3 separate regions of the Homo sapiens genome follow, and regions 2 and 3 are each linked to region 1. Evidence: chromatin contacts called from ENCODE Hi-C or POLR2A ChIA-PET data. All regions are on one chromosome and are shown on one strand. Each heading gives the region's core, a stretch centred on a gene start or an enhancer-like site at or near the end of the contact. The rest is flanking DNA. Distances are from core to core; before and after follow the strand shown. Region 1 holds the start of ACBD5 (acyl-CoA binding domain containing 5). Region 2 holds the start of MKX-AS1 (MKX antisense RNA 1). Region 3 overlaps ABI1 (abl interactor 1).

Region 1 (4,586 bases), core at 2,070-4,569:
CAAATCAAATGGTTTAAAAGTAGTATTACAAAAATATTTATAATCCATTATAACAAACTTCTGCTTCAATTAATATCAACTTAGTTTCAGGGGATAACAGTATACTGGATGTTGTCCAACACAAGTACCATTTGATAGGATATCTTTTTTTTTTTTTTTTGAGTTGGAGTCTGGCTCTTGTCACCCAGGCTGGAGTACAATGGCGCAATCTCAGCTGACTGCAACCTCCGCCTCCCGAGTTCAAGCGATTTTCCTGCCTCAACCTCCCGAGTAGCTGGGATTACAGGAACTCGCCACTACACTCAGCTAATTTTTGTATTTTTAGTAGAAGTGGGGTTTCACCATGTTGGCCAGGCTGGTCTGGAATTCCTGATCTCAGGGCCTGCCTCGATCTCCCAAAGTGCTGGGATTACAGGTGTGAGCCACCACGCCTGGCCTGATAGGGTATCTTTTTTTTTAAATTTAATTTAATTTAATTTTATTTTATTTTTTCGGAGACGGAGTCTGGCTCTGTCACCCAGGCTGGGGTGTGATCTAGGCTCACTGCAAGCTCCGCCTCCCGGGTTCACGCCATTCTCCTGCCTCAGCCTCCCGAGTAGGTGGGACTACAGGCGCCCACGACCACGCCTGGCTAATTTTTTGTATTTTTAGTAGAGACGGGGTTTCACCGTATTAGCCAGGATGGTCTCAATCTCCTGACCTTGTGATCCGCCAGCCCCGTGATCAGCCCGCCTCAGCATCAGCCTGCCTCGGCCTCCCACAGTGCTGGGATTACAGGCGTGAGCCACCGCACCCGGCCGATAGGGTATGTTAACTTTGCAATACTTTCTTAAATGTTATGTACATACAAACTGTACTTTATACAGGTTTCCTAATAAGTGGTACATAATGTCAACAGGCATAGTGGCCTAGAGACATCAGTCTAGCTTTACCAATTTTCAAAAAACTATAAAAACGTGTGCTTTAGAAGAAAGTATAAACATACTACTTACATAAAACTCTTAGAATCATACCTTTCTATAAACACTAATAATTAGGGACTTAAAAAATCAATACCTAAATAAGTTCATGCTTTTTTTTATATTTTATTTGTTCTTTCTTATCTTTCAGTCCCCCATATGCCCTCCTCCAATAGAATGTTTGAAATTACAAAAGGTTCAGACAACACCATAGAAGGAAAGAAATTACAAATGGAACACTATTTTGTGTATATTTGTTTTTAAAAATTTCTGAATCTGCATTTAATGAATTTTTATTGAATGATGTGTTGAATATTTGTTACCTATAATTATTGAAATTATTGATAATTAATGATAATTAATGAAAACAGAAATCATGATATTAAATACTATAGTAACATATTATTGTTGTATTCAGTTAGTTTTACAACTGTGGCACAGTAGTAGCACCTATAATTACTTTCTAAATATGTTTATTGGGCCGGGCGCGGTGGCTCATGCCTGTAATCCCAGCACTTTGGGTGGCCCAGGAGGGCAGATCACCTGAGGTCGGGAGTTCAATACCAGCCTGACCAACATGGAGAAACCCCGTCTCTACTAAAAATACAAAATTAGCCGGGCATGGTGACGCACGGGTGTAATCCCAGCTGCTGGGTAAGCTGAGGCAGAAGAATCGCTTGAACCTGGGAGGTGGGGGTTGAGGTGAGCTGAGATTGTACCATTGCACTTCAGCCTGGGCAACAAGAGCGGAACTCCATCTCTAAAGAAATAAATATGTTTATTGTGAAATATAATTCATATAATGTAGAAAGATATGAATTGAAAAGTACGTCTTGCTTCTAAGACTCTGCATTTAGAACAGAGAAAAATATTTAATGGCCAAAAACTTCACATTGGTCTATGACATAAAATTACAAATTCAAAAAGCTCTGCAAATCGTGAACAGGGTTAATATGAAGAAAAACCACATCTACTAGTCAAATTGCTGAAAACCGAAGATAGAAAAGAAATCTAAAAAGCAGCCAGAGAAATAGCACATTAAATACAAGAAGGAGATCAGCCACTGGAATGACTTTTTTCTCACCAGCTGCAAAGAAGGTCCAATATGAGTATAAAAAAGAACATTATACAATGGAATAGCAAATAAAAAGGTAGAAAATATATATTTATTAAAATAGAAATTACTTCACAATTGACTATAGTTATTCTTTCTTTTCTGTCCCTTCATATCAAAAGTTTTCAAAACGCTTAAGCTGGTAGACCCTATGAGTGTGTGGCATTAGGCATCCCCAGCCTAGATTTTTGTTTGTTTGTTTGTTTGTTTGTTTGAGATGGAGTCTGGCTCTGTCGCCCAGGCTGGAGTGCAGTGGCACGATATCGGGTCACTGCAACCTCTGCCTCCCGGGTTCAAGCAATTTCCCTGTCTCAGCCTCCCGAGTAGCTGGGACTACAGGCGCACGCCACGAAGCCTGGCTAATTTTCGTATTTTTTAGTAGAGACGGGGTTTCACCATATTGGTCAGGCTGGTCTTGAACTCCTGACCTCAGGTGATCCATCCACCTCGGCCTCCCAAAGTGTTGGGATTACAGGCTTGAGCCACCGCGCCCGGCCCGGATTTATTTTTTAACACACCCAAATCCGCAGTCATTAAGTGACAAGACTTTTGTTTTCAACAATATGAAGTACTTAAAATCTGGATATTAGATTTTTCTCCGGTTTGGAAGATCAAAAGGTAATTAATTCATATTCAATAGCTCCCCTTCCACTACATGGCTCCTACACAGAAAAAAAGGCTAAATAAACAACACTAGAACCAGAAAGTGAAAGGGGGCTTTGGGGCTCTCTGCAGGAGGCGTCTACAGCCGGGGCCCAGCGCACGTACCATTCTTCGGCAAACTCTGGATCACCTTCACGGCCGCCTCAAACCTAGTCTCGTGCACGGATCTCGTGTCCGCCATCTCCAGCTGCCAGTGTTGGCCCCGGTCCCAAGGTCTGTCGGCGGGAATCAGGCAGCAGCAGCACCAGCTTTCCCAAGAGCCTGCATGAAACTGGAACATGGAGCGCAGCCGCGGATCAACATGCCCCAAAAGGAGGAGGCCCGGGAGCGAAGCGGGTCAGTTCCCCTTTGCCCTGCCCTATCCAGGCCACACAGATCGAAGCGGCCCGGCTCCTTCCTCCTCCCCCGGGGCGTGACTAAGGCCACGAATCCGGCCCGCGACGACAGCAAAACAACTCACCGAGAGGAAGAGCATGTCTAGCAGAAGACAGAGGGGGTCCGGGCATCGGTGGCCGCGGAGCCGCTCTCCCACCCTGGGGACCCTGGCGGAGCAGCCACACCCCCCATTCCGCCGGAGTCCGTCTGTCAGTCCGTGCCCTCCCCACAGCCCCGCCCCAGAGTCACCGGAGGACCCACTGGCGCCGCCGCCGCCGCAGCAGCAGTGCAGCAAACCCCACCCACCCGACCCGCCGCCGCGGCAAGGACGCGCGCGGTCCGTCTGTCCCCAGAGGAGGGTCCGGGAAGCGGGGAAAGGGGGCCACAGTCCCGGCTTGGTGCGGGGAGCACACTGTGCGCGCTTTTGTTCAGAAGGGGGAAACCGAGGCCGGACCGATGTGTCCGCTCTGGCAGCCGGGTGGACGAAGTGCGCGCTGGGGATGCGCGGTTGGGTTCTGCACCTGGGCCCAAAGCTGCACGCGACGGCACCGCTGGGCAACAAAAATGACTCTGCGGTCCCCAGCGCCTGCACTCTCCTAAGTTAAGGTTTGAGGAAGTTAAATGGGGCCTAAGCAAAGGGCTTTAAGTCGGGACAGGTTCTGTGAGAAACTCCAGTTCTGCCATTTAAATTATGTGACCTAGGGCAAGTCACTTAGCCTTTCCAGTGGCAATCGTGACACCCACTCTAAAGGGTAGATGGAGAAAAGCATTGGGGACCTTGGATGGAGGTGCTCAGCAGTCCCTGGCCCGCAGGTCTTCGACAGTTTTCGCTGCCCTGAGCCAAGAACGTCCGAGGAGCAGCCGAAGGAGAGAGGAGGTCGCCGGCTCCTAAACTGGGCTGGGACGGAGGGCAACTTCCCCTACACTACCCTTTCCACCCAGCCCCAGGGAGCCAGGCACCTCCAGCGGGATTTAATAGGAGACTGGGCATGGGGACGGCCGGGCACAGTGGCTCACGCCTGTAATCTCGATACTTTGAGAGGTCGAGTGGGGAGGATTGCTTGAGGCCAGGAGTTCAAGACGAGCCTGGCAACATGGCGATACCCTGGCTCTATTTAAGAAACCAATAATTAAAAAAAAAAATAAAAATAGGATACTGGGCGTAGAGGGCGGGGCCAATGAGGAGTCTTTACGGGTCGTCAACCCTAGAAAGGGGGTGCCCTGGGCCTTCAACTTACTAGCGCAACCCCCTGCGTCCTTAGGCATTTGGGAAGTGCCCCAGGCCGAACGTTGGTGGTGGGACTGACTAGGTTGTGGGGGGTGGAGTCCTGTAGCCCGGAAATCCCAAAGTCTCCCGGATGGAAGAGTCGTTTTTGTCAGTTAGGGGGATGGGTTAGGAGGGTTACTAGGAAAAATCTAGGCGCAGATCGTAAGTTACTCTTCCCTCTGAGCCGCGGCGCCGGCATTTACCTTGG
Region 2 (4,586 bases), core at 662-3,161, 500 kb after region 1:
AGCCGAGCCGCGCTCACGCCCGGGACTCCCTGGCGGGAGGCGACCTTCCCGACTCCTTGGGCCAGGCGAGCCGCGGGGCTCTGGCGAGGGGCTCGAGTGACCGAAGAGAAGTCCGCGGAGCCTGAGCCTGGACTCCCCGACTGCTCGGCTTCGCCTGTTTCTCTGCACCGAGCTCAGTCCTTTTTCCTCGCCCTCAGCCGCGCACCGGCACCCACAGTCCGGAGAGGGGCAAATAACCCCCAACTCCGAGGTCCAGGCAGCGGAGGGCCGAGGGGCAGCTCCTGGCGCCCTTAGTCTCCACCAAGCTCTTTGGAGCTGCCCCGACGAATTGATCCCTCATGTTTTAAGATAGGAGCCCCTTAACATGAGAATGCGCGAGCCCTGGAGGGGCAGACCTGCACTCCCAGGGAACTCCGGGCCCTTTCCCGTCCACCCGCCCGCGTTGCCACGGGACCCCGTCACAGCTCACCACCCCCACCCCTCCGGGCCGCAGGCGGGCAGGGCCCCCAGGGGAGTGCGCATACCCGGTCCTCCGGTGTCTCAGGCCGAGGTTGTCCTTGAGGGGCGGGCCGTCGGGAATGCCCACCTCGGGGCGGGCGTGAGGACTGTCCAGGACACCGCTGTAGGGCCGGCCACCCCGCTCCCGCTCCGAGGCGCCTCCGTCCTCAAACAGCACCGCACCGCTGAGCTTGTTGAAGACGATGGTGTTCATGGTGTCGGTTGGTAGGGACGCGCGGCGCGGCCGCAGAGCCTCGGGGCTGGGCCGCCGGGAGCTCCGCAGCGGGGCTCGGCTTCTAGGAGAGGAAGGTGCATCTCGTTACTTACTGGCTGAGAGTGCTCAGACCCCTGCAGGTTCAGGGCCTTGAACTTGGCCGGGTCGCCGGGCTGCGGAGCCGAGGGGAGGAGCGGCGCCGCCGCAACTGGCAGGGACCCTGCGGCTCTCCCCAGTTGGCTACACGCCCCCGCCCCTGCAGGTTCCCCGGACAGGTACCTGCCCTCTTCCTTGCCTGGGCGATCGATCCCCCCAATCCCTTCACTCCCCAGAACTACAACCGGGAATCATTCACCCGCAGAGGCAAAGGAAACGAATTCCCAAACGAGCCTCTGGGTTTCAGTTTGAATCTGGGAGAGGCATACTCCGGACTGCGGAGCGCGACCGGCGTGAGGCCGCGCGTGGTTCTTCAATCACAGCAGAAGACTAAAGCCTCTAGGAACCCCAACTCGGGGCGTCAGGAGGGGTTGGATGGAAGGGAAGATTTGGGGTAATGTGCCAACCGTATCCACAAGACCCCCCAGCTCATGAGTCCCAGGCCATACCGGGATTTGGGGGATTTTCGTGTTTTCTAGATCGTGGATGGTTTGGTTGAAACCCCCGCATCTTCTGTCCGCCAAGGTCCCCCGGGGTGAGGTTGGGTTCAAGGACAGGAAAAAGTTAAGTGGCGTCAGGACGAAAGCACCACTTCTCCCCCTTCTCTCCCAGAATCTTCCTATCATCCCCCAACGCGCCCCGGGAAGTGCATGGTCCTAAGGTCCAAGGCGCCAGGACCCAGGTCCCCAGAGCCCTCAATCAGTGCCATTCTCTTCCGCAGCGCGGGTGTCAGCCGCGAGCTCGTAGCCCCTCGACACCCGCCTCTCTCTGGGGTCTCCGGGGACCCTTTCAGAGGCTGTAAAGGTGTCAGAAGCCCAAGGCAGGAGGCAGCTTGGTCGGCGCACCTCCCGGGCCACTGCTGCCACTGTCGGGGAGAGCCAGCAGCTCACCTCTGGGGTCGCGGAGGCCCTGAGCCTCTGCCTGCCGCGCACCGGCGTCAGGAGCAAGTCCGCGCGGCCGCGGAGCCGCAGAGTTACAGCCCCAAGGCGCGCGGCGGACTTCGCCCGCCCCATCTCCTCGCCTCGCGCCTCGGGACAGCTCCCGTTTCCTCCGAGCGGCCTCAGCTTCGCTGCCAGCGCCCCCTTTGCCCGTCCAGCCGCGGCATGGGCTGCTACTCCACTAACACACGCGCGCGCGCATACACACACACACACACACACACACACACACACACCCTTTGCCTCGCCAAGCGCCCACACTCGCCAACGCCCCCGCCCCGCCCTTCGGCCACCGCAGCAGAGGCCACGCGTGACATTTAGGACCACGCGTGACCACCGCGATCAAACGACGGCTACGGTCTGTGTTCGTAGGGAAGTGAAGTCAGACCTCTGCTGGATGTCGTGTGTCCCCTAGGACTGCGTCCTCCCGCGCAGACAGGTACGTGCCTGGGGTGTGCACATAGCCTCGGTGATAAGTGTCAAAGAGAATTTTCGTGCTTGCAGCCCCTGTTCTACAGTCAAGACTCGCGTTGGTGTTTTCTTTTAAAATCATGCCCTTAGGGATGTGTGTTCATGCTGCTTTATTTGTACAAGACACCCTTCCCCGGCCCGGCCTTCTCCGAGCCACCCCAGCGCGTCCTCCTAGATGCGACGACGTGTTTTTCCTAGCGAAGTCATCACGAGGTTAGCCACCTCGGACACTTCCCCGGCAGCCCCAAGCCCACGCAGAGATCGCAGACACAGACACCCGGCGCGCTGTAGGTCTGCAGGCAGCAGGCTCAGAGGCAAGCGATGGCAAAGGTCCGAGCGCTGTCCTGTCGCAAGGGGTCCGGGGGCGTGTGAACCACACTTGCTGACCCTCCCAGGACTCCCGCGCGCGGCCACCCGCGCCTCTTCTCAAATCACTTACCCCGATTCACTCCAGACTGTGGCCGGGGAGGTCACTCCCTGCAGAAGTGTCCCCCTCCCCCAACGCCGGCGAATAATTTTAAAGCAAAGGAGGCGCGGCCAGGTGGGCTCCCAAGCTCCGCGCAGACCCTTGGGCCAGCCTTGGCCGCTACCCGAGCGCCTCTCCACCAGACCTTGGAGGGAAGTTGGGGGAAGGGCGGGAGAGCACCGGCGCCCAGGGCGCAGGGGCCAGAGCGAGCCTGGCGTTCCGCCGCAGCCGGCTGAGACTCGGCGACGCGGGGGCTGTACCTGTGGCTGCGGGGCCGACGGCCGGCTGCAGGGCGGCTGGCTCTCCCGCCTCGAGACTAGGCGCACTCCCATCCCCGCCGCATGTTCTCCACGCGGGCTCCAGCGCGCTCACCACCGCCACCGCCGTCGTCTCGGCTTTATTTACCCAGCCCGGCGCGCGCCGCCCGGGAACAGGAATAGCGAGGCCTTCTCATGTTTCCTGACTGCCGGTCCCAGCCGGCGAACATCCTGCGGGCGCGGTATCCACGTTCCCGGGCGGGTGGAGAGGAAGCGTCCGCGCCCGCCCGGCCGCGGGGGCTGCTGTTAACCCCTAGCAGAGGAGCCGCTGCCGGGGAGCCCCGGGCCCGCCGAGTCCTCCGGAGCCGGGCGCGGCTCCCAGATCCGCCGGCCTTGCAGTCGTGGAGCAGACGGGGCTTTTCCCTTCGCACTTTAGGAGAGAAATTGGAGAAGCTGCCGGGAGCGCTCGGCTCCGGCTCCAGAAGCTGAGAGGCTGCGGTGCAAATCCCGTGTCTTAGCTGGCCCGATTGCCGGAAATTTCACTGCGCGTGGCTAGGCGGGAGAGGCCACTGTGACGCGCCCTGTATTTTCCTCTCGATTAGCTGGAGGGAAGTTAGAGCTCCGTTTTGCACCTACAGCCCTGGAGCGTATTGCGGGAAGTGCTAGTGCCCAGGAGCCTCTTTTCTGATGTCACTGGGCTTCTGGGGTCCTAGTTGTCTCAGTCAAAGCCAGGCACACATTCACCTCCGGGGCAAGGGCTGGTGAGGCTGCCCTCGCCGCTGGGTATAGGGATGGGGGAAAGCAAGGATGGGATGAGTTCAGCCCAGGTGGCCAACCCGCGGTGGCCCAAGTGCAGAAGAGGAAGCGCGCCCAAAGCCAAGGATCTGCACGCAGCAAAGGAGATGGAACTTAGAAGAATCACAAGCTGGGACACAGGGCAAAGAGAGAGAATGGCTACCAGATTCTCTGATTGATGATACTTTGCTTCCTAACATTACCGCAAATATAAGTAGCGAAAGCGGCGGTTTAGGTGCAACTGCAAGCTCAGAGCTTCTGGCAGCCCAGAAGATCCCCAAGGTGCCAACACGAAGCTGCCTGCGCTCTCGCCGAAGGCCCTGTGGTCCTAGCGAACTTTCGCCCTTTTTAAAGAACAAACTTAGATTTCCCCCCACCAAGCTTAAAGAAATAGCGCCATTTGTCCTTTTCCCCTCTAAATGCGGCTGGCCAGAGCCGGGGCAGTGGCCCACCTTAGCATCTTCTTCGTGTGTGTGTGTGTGTGTGCGCGTGTGTGTGTGTGTGTTTGTGTGTTGGGGGGGTCGCTAGAAGTGCTTAAAATATATACCAAAACTATTATTTTAAAGACTAATCACACCCTCAAATTTCATATGTGTCACCTCCCAAATTACGCGATAGCAAACCGTTGTGCAGGGGTACAATGTAAACCATAAAGGAAGGCCGGTTTACATTTTTGCGCACCAGGAAGATACAAAGTATCATTGGAGCACGTTCTGATGTCCTCGGTTCTCTTTTGTTATATAACTTGCTGTTGCAGCGCTTGCATCTTGTCTTTGGCGCTGCCCTTGTGG
Region 3 (4,586 bases), core at 1,067-3,566, 460 kb before region 1:
TATAGTTTTGGCAATGAAAAAGAATGCTGATGGGGACAAAACTTTCTAGAAATGGAAGGAAAGACCAGTTAGTAGAAATTGAGAAAAGTCCACGAGAATCATTAACCAACATGTTGTCCAAATTGTATGGTCAACCAGGCAATGAATGATCCTCCACTTTAGTGCCTGTGAATGAGGCTGAAATGAAGAGGAAGTTTCAGGATAAGTACCAGGAAGTAGGCAGATTCAAAGACAACAGCCTGAATGATGCCTTGGTTATTGTCAACACTCCTGCAGATAGGAGGACTTCCTTATCAAGCTGACAGTCAGCCTCAGCAGGTCTGCTTCATGAAATCTTCCAGACTAAGATTTGTCTAGAAGAGGGAGACAGGGGCACATAAGGTTCTGTTTCCTTTGGACGACAGTTACAGAGACATACATCTACACTGAGTTTGAAAGTAAGAAAAGGTGCAACCATTGTAGGCAGAGCCAAACAAATCTTTAGAACTTTGGCTAGTTTGCTTGGAAGAGGAGGGGCATGTAGTTACATTGCTCAGGCATGTAATGGTTGTTAAAGAAGAATGGCATTTTGCTGGCTATCTTAGTGCTCAGCTCCTACCGCAGTCTACCTTGTCAACATTAAATCCTTTCAAGATAACTGGAAAGGGCCTCAGCATTTTCTGGTGGTATAACCGTCCACTACAAGAAACCTTTGAAACTCTCAGGGAAATTTCCCTGAGACAAACTCCCTTGGACACCAACCAGTCTACAGACTCCTACTGTACTAGATTGGGTTTAAAATGCGGATCAAGGTAATTCACTGAAGAATCAGAAACTAGCTCAAAGAATCTAGATAATTCTTGCTGTCAGTCCTGCAGCCTTAGAAAACTCCAGTAGCCCTAGTATTGAAATCAAGCAAGAATTTAAGAGATATAATCTTGACATTATCTTAACAATGGAGCAGTAAAGAGCCTACATTAAGGCAGACTTCTAAAAAATGATGCCATTGTGCAGATCAAGCCCGTCAGCCAAAGGGTATAAAACCCATTTCCCCCATCAGAAAGCAACAAAGCTATAGTTGTTCGATCAAGGTGTTCCCAAACAGAAATGGATACCATCCATAATGATGACCTTTTGTGTGTGTGTAAGACAAGGTCTCGCTCTGTCACCCAGGCTGGAGTGCAGTGGAACAATCACGGCTCACTGCAATCTTCAAATTCTTGCACTCAAGCAATCCTCTGACCTCAGCCTCCTGAGCAGCTGGGATAACAGGTGTATCCCACCATGCCAGGCTAATTTTTTAAATATAATATTTAGTAGAGACGAGGTCTCACGATGTTGCCCAGGCTGGTCTCGAACTCCTGGGCTCAAGCAATAACGATCTTGCACAGAATACAGGGTTTTGGTAGCACCAAAATTACTGCAGGTTTATTGGACTGATCAGCACACAGCTATAGCACCACTCAAAACTGAAAGCAAATGTCTCTTGTTCACTGGTGCAAAGCTACTCTCTCCCAGCCTCCCTCATCCCTCAACCTCAGCTGCTTTATGAAGAAAGATGATTAGGAGTGGGGCCAAGTTCTCCAAGTTCCCAAAGGAGACTAAAGACCACACACACCTGGGTAGGCTACATAACTTTGGGGAGAGCACAGACTCAACATTTTATGGCTCTGTTGGATACAGGAGCCCAAGGCACCTTCATACCCATCCTGTGGAAGAATAAGTTACCAGCTTCCAACTGCTGAGGTCTGGGTAGGGTTCAAAGTAGGGAAGGGAAGCTACTGTGACCTTTTGGGTGGGGCTCTTTGGACCATTCAATGTACTACTGTTTGTAGCTTCCACTTCTGAGTGTATAGTGGTATTGATATTTTACAGGCCTGAACTGTGAGGGCTCATAAGCTCCAGGGAGATTATGCTCACTGCGAATAGCCCATGTAGAAAGGCATTAGTAGGTTTGGGGCCCCACAATCCTTATGACCTGTTTGAGTACAAGTCTGTGCACAGATGACTTTCCTGACTAGACCCTCTGGCAAGAGGAACAACCTCTTCAGGTGACTCTTGGGTTTGGATTCAATGCCTCCCTGACGTAGCTACTAGGTATGCCTCTTTTGAAAAGATTCCCATTTGGGAATGAGTCAACTCAAATGCAATGACTAATAAGGTGGGAAAGGCCCAACAAGCCTCTGTCATCACATGGAACTGGTAATATTCAAGAATGCAGCCAGTCTGGCCCCTAGGGCATCTCAGCTTTACATGAAAAAGCAGCAGCTTCTCCCTTTGAGAAAGTCTGATCTTACATTCTGCCACCTAAACCAAATCTGCTAGCTCAGTGAGGCCCTTGATTCACAGAGGTTCCCTAAATGCCTGGGCCTGTTTCACTGATGATTCAACTAAGCTGAGACGCTGTGGTGCCTAGTGGGCTGTAAACTCCAGTGCCCATGATACAGAACTGAAAATGGGTGTGGTTGCTTTGTTCCACGGGCAAAACTCAAGGACATTCTCACAGATCTGGCCAATATTCCCCTTGAAAACCTTGTTATATTTTTACTGACTATCAGGCTATTACCAACTGCCTAGGTATTTAGTCAGCCACTTGGAAAACTACAGAATGACATATTTAAGACTGTCCAAAAACCATGGAGATCAATTGTAGTTGCTGATCAAACCATCTGGGTCACTAATATAGATGTTTACAGTAAGGGTCCATTGTCTGATGAGACCAATTATAATCAAGCCACTGATCAAGCTGCACGGTTAAGACTGCTACCACTGCTGCTGGATCCATCATCATACCAGACACAGCAACATATCTATCATCATAGAGTGGATACAAAGTAAAAGACTCTATGTTCCTGATGCAGAGGCTGCCACCTCATCCTAGACTTATGAGTCCTGGAAAAGGACTCATTTGTCTCATGGTGAGAGGAACCACATCACATGCTACTGGCAGATTGGTTGCATCAGACAACCTTCTTCAGGCTATCAGTGGGGTCTCACTGCTGATGACACTTTTCCAGGGTCTGGTACTGCTATTCCAGTTCAATCAGCTGACTCCAGCCACAGTACCGTGGTCCTTGACACTAATCTGTGTCCTATTTTTACTTTCCACATCATTTGCAATCTGACAATAGGTACACCTTTTATCACAAAAGTCACTCAACAATGAGCTGTTAGTCAAGGTAGGTGACAGTCTACCATCCACAGCATCTTATATCGCTTAGTACTGCAACAGCCTTATCAAAAATCAGCTCAAAAAACCTCAACAACAACAAAAAAAAAAACCCGACTCAAAAATGGGCAAAAGACTTGACTAGACATTTCTCCAAAGAAGACAGGCAAATAGAGGCCAGGCACAGTGGCTCACGCCTGTAATCCCAACACTTTGGGAGGCCGAGGCGGGCAGATCACAAGGTCAGGAGATGGAGACCATCCTGGCCAACATGGTGAAACCCCATCTCTACCAAAAATACAAACATTAGCTGGGCATGGTGGTGTGTGCCTGTAGTCCCAGCTACTCGGGAGGCTGAGGCAGGAGAAACGCTTGAACCAGGGAGTCAGAGGCTGCAGTGAGCTGAGATTATGCCACTGCACTCCAGCCTGGCGACAGAGTGAGACTCTGTCTCAAAAAAAAAAAAAAAAGACAGGCAAATGGCCAATAAGCACATGAAAAGACACTCAATACCACTTATCATTAGGGCAATGCAAATCAAAACCACAATGTGACACAACCTCACATCCATAATGATGGTTACTATCAAAAAAATCAGGATGTGGAGAAACTGGAGCCCTTGTGCACTTGCAGTCACTCTGAAACATAGTATAGTGATTCCTCACAAAATTAAAAACAGAATTAGCACATAACCAGCAATTCCAATTATAGGTATATACTCAAAAGAATTCAAAGCAGGGTCACCTAGCAGCTTTATTCACAACAGCCAAAAGATGAAAGTAACCCAACAATCCATCAACAGATCAATGGATGCACAAAATGTGATATATACATACAATAGAATAGTATTTAGACTTAACAATGAAGGAACTTCTGACACATGCTACAATATGGATGAACCTTGAGGACATTATTGAGTGAAATACGCCAGTCACAAAAAGACAAATATTGTATGATTCCATTTATATGAGGTACTAGAGCAGTCAAATTCATAAAGACAGAAAATGGAGATAGTGTTTGCCTGGGGGAGGAAAGCTCAAAGGACACTTGTTTAATGGGTATAGGGTTTAATTTCTACAAGATAAAAAGAGTCCTAGAGATTATTGGTTGCTCAACATTGTAACTATACTTAACACCACTGAACTGCACACTTAAAATGGTTAAGATGGTGATCATATATGTATTTTGCCACAATTTTAAAAAAAATTTTAATCAACTCAAAAGATTTCTGAGTATACCTCTGTCACCTCCTCCTGGTCTACACAGGAGTACAGCAGTTTGGTCACTGAATGTGGCTGTCTCCAGGAAGAGAACATCTCCTGGCCACTTGGGATTCCACCCTGACCATTCCTAAACATGATGCTTCTTTCTTTCCTCTAATGGAAATCCCAGGCTGGCTTGATTGGTCTACTCTCTGGGTGGCAACCCAGCCAAAAGG

What was found. Hi-C counts contacts between places; a loop is a spot of excess contacts on that map. ChIA-PET counts read pairs that join two places held with the same protein, here RNA polymerase II (POLR2A). Pooled maps may share reads with other maps.
Region 2: a map of naive thymus-derived CD4-positive, alpha-beta T cell shows a loop between it and region 1 (6-fold over the local background). The contact joins the promoter of MKX-AS1 here to the promoter of ACBD5 in region 1. A Hi-C loop is called at or near these places in 2 of 168 maps with a recorded cell type or tissue (chondrocyte and naive thymus-derived CD4-positive, alpha-beta T cell) and 9 of 50 pooled maps.
Region 3: a loop to region 1 is called in a pooled map, with 4 times the contacts of the local background. The contact joins the enhancer-like site here to the promoter of ACBD5 in region 1. A Hi-C loop is called at or near these places in 2 of 37 single-sample maps with no recorded cell type and 2 of 50 pooled maps. POLR2A ChIA-PET finds 5 or more read pairs at or near these places in 1 of 52 experiments (activated naive CD4-positive, alpha-beta T cell).

What each region holds. Positions count from the first base shown.
Region 1 is chr10:27,237,478-27,242,063 of GRCh38, forward strand. It overlaps ACBD5 (acyl-CoA binding domain containing 5), which reads right to left and starts at 3,320. Exons shown (of 13, transcript NM_145698.5): 1 at 3,197-3,320; 2 at 2,842-3,007. The coding sequence starts at 3,211. RefSeq lists enhancers at 2,372-2,874, 2,832-3,091, 4,542-4,586 and a silencer at 3,212-3,321.
Region 2 is chr10:27,742,704-27,747,289 of GRCh38, forward strand. MKX-AS1 (MKX antisense RNA 1) reads left to right here and starts at 1,912. Exons shown (of 2, transcript NR_121652.1): 1 at 1,912-2,245. It overlaps MKX (mohawk homeobox), which reads right to left and starts at 3,116. Exons shown (of 7, transcript NM_173576.3): 1 at 3,004-3,116; 2 at 525-794. The coding sequence starts at 712. RefSeq lists enhancers at 187-256, 2,607-3,197.
Region 3 is chr10:26,779,120-26,783,705 of GRCh38, forward strand. All of the region lies in intron 2 of ABI1 (abl interactor 1), which reads right to left. Among named protein-coding and RNA genes, the nearest start is that of ABI1, 80 kb to the right of the region's middle. RefSeq lists enhancers at 1,691-1,850, 1,961-2,090, 2,671-2,780, 2,897-3,638. Within about 2 kb of position 2,317, at least 9 of the 41 ENCODE cell types and tissues checked have a DNase peak (open chromatin) inside an H3K27ac peak, as active enhancers do.